Regions from separate parts of the Homo sapiens genome. Here region 2 is linked to region 1. A link is an interaction called in ENCODE POLR2A ChIA-PET data of the cell type or tissue named here. Cell type or tissue: OCI-LY7. All regions are shown on one strand. Links, peaks and the distances in the headings refer to the core of each region. The heading gives the core; the rest is flanking DNA.

Region 1 (7,052 bases), core at 1,097-6,096:
AAACCAGGAGTCTCTAAGGGGTCATGGTGGGAAGGGGAAGCTTCTGGTTTCTTCTGCACAGCTCTGAGATTGTGGATTTTGTGGGATGGGGTGAGGTAGAGGGGAGAGTCCGTATTTGGGAGAAAAAGGCCCCAGCCCTTTTCGTCTCTGGGTAGGAATAAGAGAATAGGACTATCCTCAGCTCCCTGTGACTCCAGATCCCTAAGCAGGCCTTCCTGGGGCCTGGCCTGAAAGTTAATCCCAGGGGCAGACTTAGCATTTAGCTAACTGAGATTTAGCATTAGCCCCTTTTTTACTCCCACTTCAAACCTTGGGACCTCCCCACCGACCCCGGGCTGGCTACCCAGTTCTAATTTTGTTCATACTTACTGAACAGAGTGGACCCATACCATCCTTGGTTTTGCTTTTGGCACTTCTCTGCAGCTGGGAACTAAGAATTCCTTACTCCTGGGTGGGGAGTGGGAAAGAACCTAAGCTTTGGAATCTGTCAGTGACCTAGGTGGCTGGGTGACCTCAGACCAATTGCCTAACCTTTCTAACCTTTCATGTGTTGGACAGGAAGGTTTGGAAAGTTCGAATAGTTATACTGACTTACATTTGATTCATGTCAAAATGGAGCAGAGGCTTCTGGGCCAGCACTAGTTAGTTTGCTGCTGGCCTGGCAGGCTGCACTGTGGACACAGTGAGGGCTAGCTCCTGGCTCTGCCTGGGTGGGTCTGAAAAGGCAACTTCTCTTCACAAACTCAGGAACAGGGCTACTCTATGGGTTAGCCCTGCTCCATAAGGAGCAGTCAAAAAAAAAAAAGAAAAAAAAGAAAAAAAAAAAACAAATTCAAGAACAGAGGGGCAGTGCCAGCTCTGGGTGAATAATGTCCCCAGGAGTTCCACTTATAGGCCTTTGAAGTAATTCTGATGCCTGGACCACTCCAATTCACTTAAATCTGAATTTCTGGGGGGTTGTGCCTGGGCATGGGCATTTTTTAAATCTCCCAGCTGATGCTACTATGCAGTCAGGGTTGAGAACCACGGCGCAACTCTGACCTTGCACCTTGCATGTTGACATTCTCTGTTTTGTCCCTGCAGGCTACCAATCACGTTAGAAATCTGATTAAGGCACTAGAGACAAGGGAACCCGAAAATCCAAGCCTCCATCTTAAAAAAATTATTGTGGTTAGCCGACTGGTAAGAAGGTTCTTTCCTGGTTCTGAAATGGTGCTTCTCCCTGCTTTCCTTAGAGGAGAACTGTGCTCCCCCAGGAAGCTCCTTGAGTGCCTTACCCCTCCCTTCTGGCTCAAACTTGTCCTTTAGGGTAGTGGCTCATATCCTGCTGTGCCTACTTGCCTCTGGCTGATAACTGTGACATGTGGGTTCTACATCCTTAGCCTAGGTGCCCCCTCAGAGATGCCATGAAGATCAGGGAGACGGGGTCTGAAAGTGCTTTTGGAGTGGGCTGTGCCTTATTTGGGGAAAGCGGGTGGTATTGCAGCTGTTATGCAGCAGAGCCACACCCAGCTCTAGCCTCTAGTGCCTGGGTGCCCATCTCCCATATTCTTTTTTGTGGAGGTGACCTGAGAAGGCTGGCCTGCCTAGGCCTCTCAAACATCAGGGAAGGTTCAACTAGACCAGGTTGCCAACAAATCTGTATCTCTTTCAGACCCTTCAGCCCCAAAGCAAGATTTACTAGAAGTAGTTGCTGTAAGAATGAAGGCAACTCTGGGACCCCAGGAACCAGAACTGTGGAGTTGCATAGGCACCATCTCTCCCTCTGTATGTCTGATTCTCTCTGCCTTGTTCTCCACACATGGCAGGGAACATGGCTGATGGCAGCCTTTGGGGCCACTTCTTATTACTGGACACATTCAGCTTCAATTTTTGAAAAACCTCTTGGTGACTCCTTAGACCAATTACTGTGACCAGACAGGGGATAGGTCCCTCAGAGGACCCTGTGGCTAGAGGCAGGTTCCACAGTTGTGGCCAGTGAGAGGTTCCTTGGGAGCCAGACAGCAACACAGACCCAGCTGCCTAGACACACGGTACCTCTTGGCTCTCCTGGGCCTACCAGCCCTGCCTACCAAAGTGTCCCCCGTTTCTGACATGACCTTGCTCATACAGGCTGGACTGACTGGTTTCCCAATTCCCACCTTCCTGTTTCTTGCAGTGTGGGAGTCACCAGGTGATTCTAGGGCTAGTGTGTAGTTTCATCGAGCGCACCTTCATGGCCACCCCCTCGTATGTCCATGTGGCCACAGAACTGGGCTATCTCTTCATCCTGAAGAACCAAGTGAAAGAGGCCTTGCTGTGGTATTCAGAAGCCATGAAACTGGACAAGGATGGCATGGCTGGTTTGACAGGTATATGCAGGTGTGGCAGGGCTCAGGGATGGGTGTCGGGAGCCAAACCGGGCAGCTTCCATGGGTCCAGAAGAGAGGTGCTGGAAAGCATTCTCCTTGAAGGGTATGTGAATTTTGGGGTACAATGTATGATGGGGTATCTTTCTGGGAATCCACAAGTATAGATGTAAGAGGCACAGCAATGCTCAGAGGTATGATCAGAGTCACTCTGATCTCCACCAGACCTCCAATGTCTGTCTACACTGACTGCCCCAGAAGACTGACAGGCTGAACCTTATACTCAGTGGGCCCTGCCTCTTCTCAGGCTGCCCAGGCCGGGGTTGGAGGCAGTTCTACTCACCACCAGTCCCCACATGCAGAGCCTCTAGATTCACCTCTGTAGACCCTCCTTCAGGGCTCTGAGCTGAAAAACCACCAAAAAGAGTAGCTCTGAGAATTATATATTTCCCTGTCTGTCCAGGTGACTTTAAAAATCTTTTCTATAAATGCCAAATGAACTTTCTACAGTGCCATTTCCATTTTACGCATTTTTTAAAGCCCCCTATTCCATGGTCTGTGGTGAACTCTGAAGTGGCAGTATTTGGTTTGGGTTGAGGAAGTTGTGTGGTCCAGTGCTCAAGGCAGGCCGACTCTTGCCCTGGCTCTGAGGGGCTATGTGTTTGGGGCCAAGTCACTTCTCCTTTCTAAACTCCAGGCTCCTCATCTGCATAGCACATTTATCAGAGTAGTTTATCTTGACTTCTGGTTCAACATGTCAGGCTGACCCCCTCAAATCCATGCTTTCCCTCTGTCCCCAAATCCCATGAAAATAATGAAAGATATCTTTAAAAGGTAATGAGCCAGGCGTGATGGCTCACGCCTGTAATCCCAATACTTTGGGAGGCTGAGGTGGGCAGGTCATTTGAGGTCAGGAATTCGAGACCAGCCTGGCCAACATGATGAAACCCCATCTCTACTAAAAACACACAAAAATTAGCCAGGTGTGGTGGAGGACACCTGTAATCCCAGCTATTTGGGACGCTGAGGCCGGAGAATCACTTGAACCCGGGAGATGGAGGTTGATATGAGCCGAGATGACACCACTGCACTGCAGCCTGGGCCACAGAGTGAGACTCCACCTCAAAAAAAGAAAGAAAAAAAAAAAAAAGAGTACATAGCAGCGTGGACCAGAAACTTTGAAGAATTTCACATTTCTAGAAGATGGAAGGCAAATGGTGTCAAATACATGGGAATTCGAAGCAGATCTAGAAACCCATAAGCAAACATAGGCAGAGATGGGTTAGCTAAAGAATTTAGTAGACCAGCTTTCCCCAAAGAGTTCCAGGAAAAACAAAAACTAAAAAAGACGAGCTCAGGGTCACCAGAGGCTGAGTGTGAAAGCATGCCACGGGGCAGTGAGAGCGATAATAGGAGGATTACTGGAATCATGCCTTGGCCAGAGGCTAGAATCCAGGAGGTGTGTATTGGGTGTTGGGGCAGGAGGGAGAGGAGCACTGCTCTGGATGATTTCCCACCATAACCAGGGACATGAAGGACAAAAGGACTTGGCTGCTCAGCACAAAAGCAAAATTCCCTAGAATGTTCTTCCACCAGGTTGAGTCCTTCCCTACTTCCTCCTTCAAGGGGCAGAGTCCCAGTGGTTAGCCAGAGGAAAGTCCACTGGTCAGGATGTCTGTCCCACTCTCCCAGTCCAAGCTGAGCCCACCTGTATGTCCTGGAGTCACCATATTTTCTGCCCAGTCTGACAAAATCAGTGACCTTAACAGTGTGTAAAATGTGCCTAGTTGCTGCCCTTCCTTTATAAATCTGCTAGCAGTCTGAAAGGTTGGCCGAGTGGAACATGCAAAGCAGTAGCCCTCTGAGGAGCAGAGTTAAGGCTAGTACAGAAAAGACTTTTCCTCCCAAAACACCTTCAGTGTTTGGAGAGGCTATTATGTCAATAAGTAAAGAACATGCTACTGTGAAAAAGGTACAGGAACAAAAAAGAGTTGCCAAAAATAAAAAATATTATTGTAAGGTAAAAAATTTCATAAATGGGCCTAATAGTGGGATGGATATAACTGAAAACTAAGATGGTGATGAGGAAGACAGTCAAGAATAAATATACCAAAGTAGCAAAGAAATACCTGTGCAAGTAGAATAGCTTGCTTCAAACAGATGAGATTTGTCCTCCCAACATCAAAACATATCACAAAACTACAGTAATTAAGTCCCTTTGAGGCCAGCACTGACTGGGATAAGCAAATAGATAAATGGGATGTAACAGGCCTTATTTCAAACTAATAGGTTGTTCACCAACTCCTAGTTGGATACCCTGCTATCCATTATGAAAAAGAAAAAAAGGTAAGTTCTCATCTTACACCATACTTAAATTTCAGATGAATTAAGTATTAAACATAAAAATTAAATGAAACATGGGTTTCCCTGGGGATTCTAAGCCTAACTCCAAACTTGGAAGCTGCAAAGTTTGGCTTTGTGGCTCTACATGGAAAAAAAAAATAGAAGCTGCAAAGGAGAATATTTTACCTATTTGACTACATAAAAGCTTAAAATTACTACATGACAAGGTACTGTAAAAATAGTTAAAGGATAAATGGCAAACTAATAGAAAACACTTGCAACAAAGGGTTAATAAAACATAAAGAGAAAAAAAATCACCCCCCCCAAAAAAACCAGGCAGGCTGTGAACAGAATATTCACAGTAGAAAGGAAAAGGCTATATTGGAAATATGAACAGGTGTTCATTCTCCCTAATAGTTAAAAAAGGTGTTAAATGAAAACTAGTTACTTTTCATGTTTCAGACTGGCAAAAATTACAGCACGTTTGAGGTTATGAAGAAAGGATATTTTAAATTCTTGATAGTAATATAAGTTCAAGTATCTTTGAGGGCAAGTTGACCTTATCTATCAGTATTTTAAATATATGTGCTCTATGACCCATCAGCTCTCCCTCAGGAATTTGAACTTATGTAAATGTTCATCATAGCATTGTAGTATTTAAATACCAAAAATAAAGTAAATGTGAAATTAGATGTCCTTCAGTAGGGCAATAGTTAAATAATTAGTAGGGCAATAAATTGTTACATCCACAGTAAAACATTGTGTTGTCATCAAAGAAAATGGGGTAGATTTGTATGAAGAGATGGGAAAATATGACTATCATATACAAATTTTAAAAAGCAGATTGTGGCCAGGCGCAGTGGCTCATGCCTGTAATCCTAGCACTTTGGGAGGCTAAGGTGAGTGGATCACCTGAGGTCAGGAGTTAGAGACCAGCCTGGCCAACATGGCAAAACCCCGTTTCTACTAAAAATACAAAAATTAGCCGGGCGTGGTGGCCATGCCTGTAATCCCAGCTACTCAGGAGGCTGAGGCAGGAGAATTGCTTGAACCTGAGGGGCGGAGGTTGCAGTGAGCCAAGATCGTGCCACTTCACTCCAGCCTGGGCAAAAGAGCGAAACTCCGTCTCAAAAAAAAAAAAAAAGCAGATTGTAGAATGGTGTATGTGAAATTTGATTCCCTTTGTGTATGTGTGTGTTTTTAAACCCATTGGTATGCTCATGTGTACATATATATGTCTGAGGTGTCTATATAGTAGTAACGTATTATACCTCAAATTGTTCCTAGTGGTTATCTCTAGAGAGAGACATTGTTACAGCCAGAACATGAGCTAGGGATGTTTTTCTGTATTGCCTTAGGGTTTGAATTCTTGAGCATGAGCATGTATTTCTCTTTAAGTTTGTAGAAATGTTGGAAAAGATCCCCTACACTGAGACATCTTCCTTCCACTGTCTTATCCATGCCCCTTGACCTGATGGGCTGCTGGCTATGCTTCAGTGTTAGCTGCTCATCATTGTTTTGTCCCATTTACAGGGATCATCTTGTGTCATATCTTAGAAGGCCACCTGGAGGAAGCTGAGTACCGGCTGGAATTCCTGAAGGAGGTGCAGAAGTCCCTTGGGAAGTCTGAGGTCAGAGCTCCCTGGGGGTATGGGTTGCTCCAGGATGATGTCCTCTGCTGTCCTCCCACCCCCACTTTCCAATAGAAAGCATGCAAGGTGGTCTGGACCTTCACTTTGCCCTTGCCTACCAAATCTGCCCAGGCTGACATTGGCACTGAGACTCGGTCCTCTCTTCCACAGGTGCTAATTTTCCTCCAAGCCCTCCTGATGTCCAGGAAGCACAAGGGGGAGGAAGAGACCACAGCGCTCCTGAAGGAGGCAGTGGAGCTTCACTTCTCCAGCATGCAAGGCATCCCTCTTGGCTCTGAGTACTTTGAAAAGCTGGACCCGTACTTCCTGGTCTGCATTGCTAAGGAGTACTTGCTCTTCTGCCCCAAGCAGGTTAGGGGAAGGCCTGTCTTCATGGTGGGGGTCTGGAGTACAGGTTTGGATGGTGCCCACCTGAAGGACAGAGGCAAGGACCTTACTTGGCCAGTCACAAGTAAGGATGGGGTGAGCCTTGGGCAGCTGGGGAGCCCAGTGCTCTTCAAACTTGAACATACAGCACACAGGTCACCTGGGAGGTTGTTCCAGTACAGATTCTGACTCTACAGGGGGGTCTAAAACCCTGCATCTCTAACAGGCTCCCAAGTGATATGGATGCTGCTTGTCTAGGGACCACACTTGGAAGAACAGGGCACCGGCCCATGGCCCTGCCTTTATCCGAGATGAGAATTTGGCTTCCTTTTCCGCAGAAGCC
Region 2 (7,052 bases), core at 748-5,747, 57 kb before region 1:
TACATTTGTTTAAGTTCTTTGTAGATTCTGTATATTAGCCCTTTGTCAGATGGGTAGATTGCAAAAATTTTCTCCCATTCTGTAGGTTGCCTGTTCACTCTGATGATAGTTTCTTTTGCTGTGCATAAGCTCTTTAGTTTAATTAGATCTCATTTGTCAATTTTGGCTTTTGTTGCCATTGCTTTTGGTGTTTTAGTCATGAAGTCTTTGCCCATGCCTGTGTCCTGAATTGTATTGCCTAGGTTTTCTTCTAGGGTTTTTATGGTTTTAAGTCTTAACATTTAAGTCTTTAGTCCATCTTGAGTTAATTTTTAACTGTTTATTTCATTACATTAGAAAGTTTTACTTCTGGCTGCCAGCCAGCTTATTGACTTTTTCTTAGGTGTAATTGTTTTCAGTTGATCCCCTGTTTTCACAAGGAACAGACAGAGGTCACCAACAGTAACAAAGTAGGGGAAAATGCCCTGAAGAAAAAGTTTAGTATGTGATAGGAGCTCAAAACCTCATTTTGCTTGGCAAGTCAGGGAAGGCCTTCTAAAGGAAGTATTGTTTAAATGGAAACCTGAAGGCTGCAACAAGAGTTAGCCAGACAGGTCGGAGGAAGAGCTTCCAAACAGAGAGGACCAGCATGTGTGATGGTCTGGAGGCACAATGCACCAGAACCTGGAGCAGAGATGAGTGGCCAGAAAGACAAACAGGGTACTTGAGACCATGTTAAGGAATTTACATCCAATCATGAGTCTAGTAGTCAGCAACTGGAGGTTTTTGAGCAGAGCTGAGATAGATTTTTAAATAATTACTCTAGCTGCTTTGTGAAAAATGGACTAAAGACTGGGAAAGGAGTCCAGTCAGGAAGCAGTTATAGTAGTTTAGCAACTTACTCATGTTGGACTAGGCTATCATTGATACCATCCTTCTCTTCAGCCCTTTAGTCTTTAAGGAGTAAAATTTAAATTTGTATTGGGTTGAAAAAGTACATATTGGAAAACATGGGATTTTCTGTTTCAGATTGGCCACTAGTAGACTATATTTTATTACTGCATGGCTTGTACTTTATAAAAAGCATATGTTGACACATTTGTCAGGTTTCCTATGTTATTCGAGATGAAGTGGAGAAGTACAACCGAAATGGAGTCAATGCTCTGCAGCTGGATCCAGCACTAAATAGACTTTTCACAGCCGGTCGAGACTCTATCATAAGAATATGGAGTGTCAATCAGCACAAGGTAATGCAGGGATTAAAATCTGTACCCAGCAAATTCTGGACAAATGGCTTTTACTGTCTAATATGACACTTTTCACAGTTTCAGATTTAATCTCTCTGAATGCTGAGTTATTTGGTACACTCTATAAAGACATCGCAACCAGAATTCTGTAAGCCTCTGAGAAAAACCATCCCTAGGAAAGTTTCAGAAGTGTTTCAGCTAAGACAAGGACTCCCTAAACTAGGTTTGCCTTACAGAGTTCTTTGCCACAAAGGAACAAAGTGATTTGGCTAGTAGGGGGATTACTTTCAACAATTAATTTTTTTGCTTTAAATATGTTCCCCAACAACCTCTTGGTAACCTTACTAAAAAAAGATTGAATATTCTTTTACATTTCTAATTAATCTTGAAAAAATATTTTATTTTCCTCACTTAAAAGTAATTAGGATCCTCACAAACCCCACACGGCCTAACTAGGTAATACAAGGTTAGGCTGAGCATGGTGGCCCACACCTGCAATCCCAACAATTTCGGAGGCCAAAGTGAAAGGATTCCTTGAGTCCAGGAGTTCGAGACCAGCCTGGGCAATGTGACAATACCCTGTCTCTGCAAAAAAAAAAACTTAAAAATTAGCTGGGCATGGTGGCACACACCTGTAGTCCCAGCTACTCGGGGAGCTGAGGTGGGAGGATCACTTGATTGAGTATGGGAGGTTGAGGCTGAGTGAGCCGTGATCACACCACTGCATTCCAGCTTGGGCAACAGAGGGAGACCTTGTCTCAAATAAATAAATAAAGATAATATAAAATTGGTGTTAAAACTATGAAGACAACATGCTCCCCTTCAAAGATTTCCCTTTCTTAAGCAGGGAACAGGGTTTAAATATGTGTAAAGATAAATCCCCAGGCAAATGGTAACGAGCCCTTTTAGTATTTTGTTGGAACACCTATATTGTGAATGACAGAGAAAAGAAGAATCAGGGAAGAAAAAAAGAGCATTTATTGATCTTCTAATTATGTGCCATACGCTCTTTGCATTTTCATATCCAATGTGATTTTAATTTTCAGTGTCCCTCAAGGTACCTATTAGGATCCATTTTCTTTTTTTTCTTTTTTTTTTTTTGAGATGGAGTCTCGCTCTGTCACCCAGGCTGGAGTGCAGTGGCGCGATCTTGGCTCACTGCAACCTCTTGACTCCTGGCTTCAATCAATTTTCCTGCCTCAGCCTCCTCAGCAGCTGGGACTACAGGCACACGCCACCACATCCAGCTAATTTTTATAATTTTAGTAGAGACGGGGTTTCACCATGTGGGTCAGGCTGGTCTCAAACTTCTAGACTCAGATAATCCAACTGCCTTGGCCTCCCAAAGTGCTGGTATTACAGGCGTGAGCCACCGCGCCTGGCCAGATCCATTTTCATAGATGAGAAAATGGGCTCAGAGAAACCCATGGTTATGTGGCTAGGAAGTGACAGAGAATTAGTACCCAGCCCAACTTGAAAACCCTAGTGCTAGACCTTGTATTTTTAAAAGTTTGTGTCTTTTTAGCAAGTTTTACAAGTCTGATATTCAGTTCAGAAAAAGAACCACTACTTTATGCGCCTATAACTTCAGTCTGGCAGGCTTTGAATTCTTTAGCCAATGGACCATGCAGTGGTGGCCAAATGTCAAAAGCATGAAAAGTAAGAAAACTATGTTTGGCTTTGAAATGCTTTTTGGTACTTATAATTGAATTGGAATGTCTCCTTTCTGAGCATTCACAGTATTTCAAACAAATTAAGAAAAACACCCAAAAGAACTAACCTGAAGAATCTGGAAATCTGCCTGTCTTGCCCCAAACATCTTTTTTCTGGTCTTCCTTTTATGACAAGATTGAATAGCATTATTTGTCAAACAGACTTGTACAGAGCTGTTCTGTTTGCCCATAAAGTGTCTCAAACTTGCCTGTTTTAGGTGTAGGATGTAACTAAATACTGTTCTTTAAAAGGCCTCTCCTGGTTATTAAGCCAGGTAAGAGAAGTAGAATCTCGAATCACCTAATTGAAATGGTGACACAGGTTGTCCTTTCTCAGCCGTTGGGTTTCCTTTCATCTCTGAAGGCCTGTAGGTACCATGAGGAAAACATTTAATTCAGAGGGTGAACCCAACAGTAGGAAGCTGAAAGCAGAAGTGTTTATCTCCCTCTGCATTCAGACCAGGCTCCTTAGTGCACTCATCAGACTCATTGCTGCCCCTGCTGTCTGCTGTTGAGCCTTCACCACCACTCATTCAAATCCCCACAGCCTACAGATTCCTACAAGTCATGTCCTTTCTAGTGAACCCTTTTTAAAGGGTTTTATGTCACACACAGTGCCTAGTCCAGAGCTTGTTGCCTTCACTTTAACAAGGCAAAAAAAAAAAAAATGAAGTATTTGTCCTGGAAACCTAAGCTTTCAGTAAGAGTAAAACTGTCCTGAAACAAAACTGTTTACATCTGTTATCTGGAAGCATCACCTATTTGGTGAGATTCTACTCAGAATTCAGGTGTTAGTTTTAATGCCTAGAGCAGTATGTCACATTAATTGAAGAATTTAACCATATCTATCATTTGTAATATATTTCATTCTCTCATATAAACTCTTAGGATTTTTCTTTTAATTTCAGCAAGATCCATATATAGCATCTATGGAACACCATACTGATTGGGTAAACGACATTGTACTCTGTTGTAATGGGAAAACATGTAAGTATTTCTTTGGATTATTATTGGGCTTCTGATATATTTTTTGTTTTTTATATAAGCTTTTTTATTGAAACATACATACAGAAAAGTACACACACTTCGAGATTGCAGTTCAACACAATTTTAGAAAGTGAATACCCAAATCAAGAAACAATATTACTAGAAGCCCTCTTGTGCCACCCTTTGCCACCCTTTCAGTTATTCCCTCTTGCCCCAAGGTAACTGCTCTTCTGTCTTCTGAACACCAAAGGGTAGTTTTGCCTTCATTTGAACTGTATATAGACTCGTACTATATGTATTCTTCTTTTAGCCTTATTAATACCTCTTTTTGTTCTAATTTTGGTGAGATCCATTCCTTGGTTTTGCAGTCCGAGTTACAGGAATTTTTCTCAATCACATTAGTTGAGCCTTCAACTGGAACATTAAAAATGTTTGCACTGCTTGTTTTAAAAATATATTTTTTTCTTTGAACATGTGTCTTGAGATTTTAAAAAATTGAGGCAATATACAATAGGTTCTAGAAAGAGCTTTTAGGTATGTTTGTGTGTGTAAGAGAGAGAATATGTTAGTTTGAAATAATGTTACATTGTTGTAAGATAAGTTTTCAAAGTTTTAAGTCATACTACTAAGGAGTTTGTTAATTCTTTGCTTCTTCTAGTAATATCTGCTTCTTCTGACACGACAGTAAAAGTATGGAATGCACACAAGGGATTTTGCATGTCAACATTAAGGACACATAAGGTAAAACAATACAGTTCTCAGTGTCTTTAGTGTAATATTGGGATCTCAGTACTTTGTGTGGCTCATTTTATTACTGATCTACAGAATAGATCATAGTATGTCTGTTCTATTACAGGATTACGTAAAGGCCTTAGCATATGCCAAGGATAAAGAACTAGTAGCATCAGCTGGGTTGGACAGACAAATATTCCTTTGGGATGTGAATACTCTAACAGCATTGACTGCCTCAAATAACACTGTCACAAGTAAGGTGTTTAAAAGAAACTTCTTTGAAAGTGATCCAAGTTAACATAAATAAAGAATGGTTTATAAAACATTTTTGATAGGTTTGCATCGAGAGAGTGTTTCATATTTTGAGAGTGCTTCTACCTACAGCGTTCTGGCCCCCAAGAGTATGATTGAACAACAAAGAGCTAGTTCCTCACTGCAGTCTAAAAATGGTAACTTCTCCAGGTATAACCTGGTTATTTTTTGTACGTGTGCATGTCTTAGCTCCCTAGCTAAAATGTAAGTCCCTGCAGGGTAGAGGAGACTGTCTTACTACTTCGTATCTCCCACAGCATTCCCTGGTCCAAATCCATACACTCAGCAGGTATTATTGAAGGAGGTGGCGATTTTCTGACAAAGTAGGCGGTTTTCTGACTTTTTAAAGTGTTAAGAGCTTTTGAGTTAATAGCCAAGATGAAAAATACCCAGGAGAAAGAAAGAAAAGGTTTCCAGTGCCAGTTTATCAAATTTTCTGCCTTTTAGAGCAGCCCTGAGGAATCAAGCCAATTCCAGAAGAGCCAGAACGGTAGAGTGCTTCTAGAGGCAATCCAGAGATGTTCACAGCATGGATGATTCATCAGCTAAGAGATCTCAGACTACCAAGTCAGGCTCATACAAGTCTAGATTTGAAATTGAGCTTCATGCTTGGCCCAACCTAGTAGAGTCCTCTAGGCCAGGTTTCAGAAGGGACTGTTAGGAGCACATTTTTGGCTAGGCCTGACCTGGAAAGTCTACATTGAAGACATGGGCCTGCATTCTCTGGATCCCTACATTATAGGTCCATTTTATAACGACTCTGTGGAGTGTTCACATTGACATAGACAATACAGTTTTACTAATATAGCCTAGTATGTGCCAAGAAGGGTAAGTTGGGAGACTTGTGTTTATAATCTCTTGATTGTTGTTTTGCCTTGTTTTCCAGGAAATATGTGAAGGTCTCAACATTCTTTTTCCCTTGTTCTTGATTTTTCACCTGTACATTATCTCTGATTCATTAGCTGGTCCCTGTTGGGGCTGTCATGGTACATCATTAGGTTTTAAGTCTGGATGTAAGGCCTGCCTCAAAGAGACACTAATGGGAGGGAACAAAGCAAAAAAAAAAAAGCAGGTTGTCACAAGGTCAGGGCCCAGGCTTAGTGGATACAGATTCTGCTACATCTTGCTTAGAGTTGTTTAGAGAGGATATCACACTTTTTTTTAATACATAATAATAAAAATAATACTAATAATGGCTAACCTGTATTGAGTACTTGCTACAAGTAGACATTTTTCTAAACAGTACATGTAGTAACTCATTTACTCAACTTTTTAATATGTTTGTAAAATTGGGTTCATACTATATAGACAGTTTCATATACATCTTTTTTACTTCAGTGATACTGAGAGTATGAACATGATTTTTGCTATAGTCTGAATTCCTTCCTGAAAGGTTGTACCTATTTATCTTCACATAAGTAATATATGAGAGTTCCATTGTACTGTTTTCTTTTTACAATCAAGTATTACCTTGTTTTTTGTCTTGGTGTATGAAACAGTGTTTTTGGTTTGATTTGTGTTTGAAAAATACTGAAATTGAACATTTTTTCATATTTATGGCACATGAATAGCTTTAAACATATCATTTAAGCGGATAGCTTTTCAATGGCACTGCAGTTTATCAGATATTGAGCATTTGTATATATTCAAATCCAGAAAATATGTAAATTTTGATAATAATACTGTTTAGATTTATCTCCATTATAGGTAGATTTCTTTTCCGTAGAGGACTTATAAAGATAAGATTTTCTAAATTGAATAAACTTGCAGTTTTTGCTGACTAGTTACTAAACAGCTGATGATCTTGTTAACATTTAGCTCCGTTTATCCTCAATAGCTTCTTCTTTAAGTGGAAACAAAGATTCCATTTATAGCCTGGCCATGAATCAACTGGGAACAATCATTGTATCAGGGTCCACTGAAAAGGTAAGGAGGAGCTTATTTCTTTATTTAAAAAAAAAAATTATTTTTCACATACCTTGTCTCCTATTTTTTAAGCAGGTATTTTACGATTAGCTTCTTTATATTTATTTATTTAGAGACTGGGTCTCACTCTGTCACCCAGGTTGGGGTGCAGTGGCAT

What was found. ChIA-PET counts read pairs that join two places held together with the same protein. Peaks named below come from ENCODE experiments on the same cell type or tissue, not always from the same donor. Only the 100,000 strongest peaks of a DNase experiment are listed, where the experiment ranks them.
Region 2: POLR2A ChIA-PET joins it to region 1 with 6 read pairs; 1 of 35 experiments calls an interaction of 5 or more read pairs at or near these places.

Annotation. Positions count from the first base shown.
Region 1 is chr3:39,118,839-39,125,890 of GRCh38, forward strand. TTC21A (tetratricopeptide repeat domain 21A) reads left to right here. Exons shown (of 29, transcript NM_001366900.1): 8 at 1,084-1,182; 9 at 2,159-2,351; 10 at 6,225-6,322; 11 at 6,494-6,694. Among named protein-coding and RNA genes, the nearest start is that of TTC21A, 15 kb to the left of the region's middle. RefSeq lists silencers at 4,113-4,172, 6,505-6,680. In OCI-LY7, for the core only: no CTCF peak of the experiment used is centred there; DNase peaks (open chromatin) are centred at 2,993 and 4,183; H3K4me3 peaks cover 1,130 bases; H3K27ac peaks cover 1,569 bases.
Region 2 is chr3:39,061,965-39,069,016 of GRCh38, forward strand. WDR48 (WD repeat domain 48) reads left to right here. Exons shown (of 19, transcript NM_020839.4): 2 at 1,086-1,226; 3 at 3,847-3,925; 4 at 4,584-4,666; 5 at 4,782-4,911; 6 at 6,807-6,895. Among named protein-coding and RNA genes, the nearest start is that of WDR48, 13 kb to the left of the region's middle. In OCI-LY7, for the core only: CTCF peaks have their summits at 3,455 and 3,658; a DNase peak (open chromatin) is centred at 3,407; H3K27ac peaks cover 512 bases.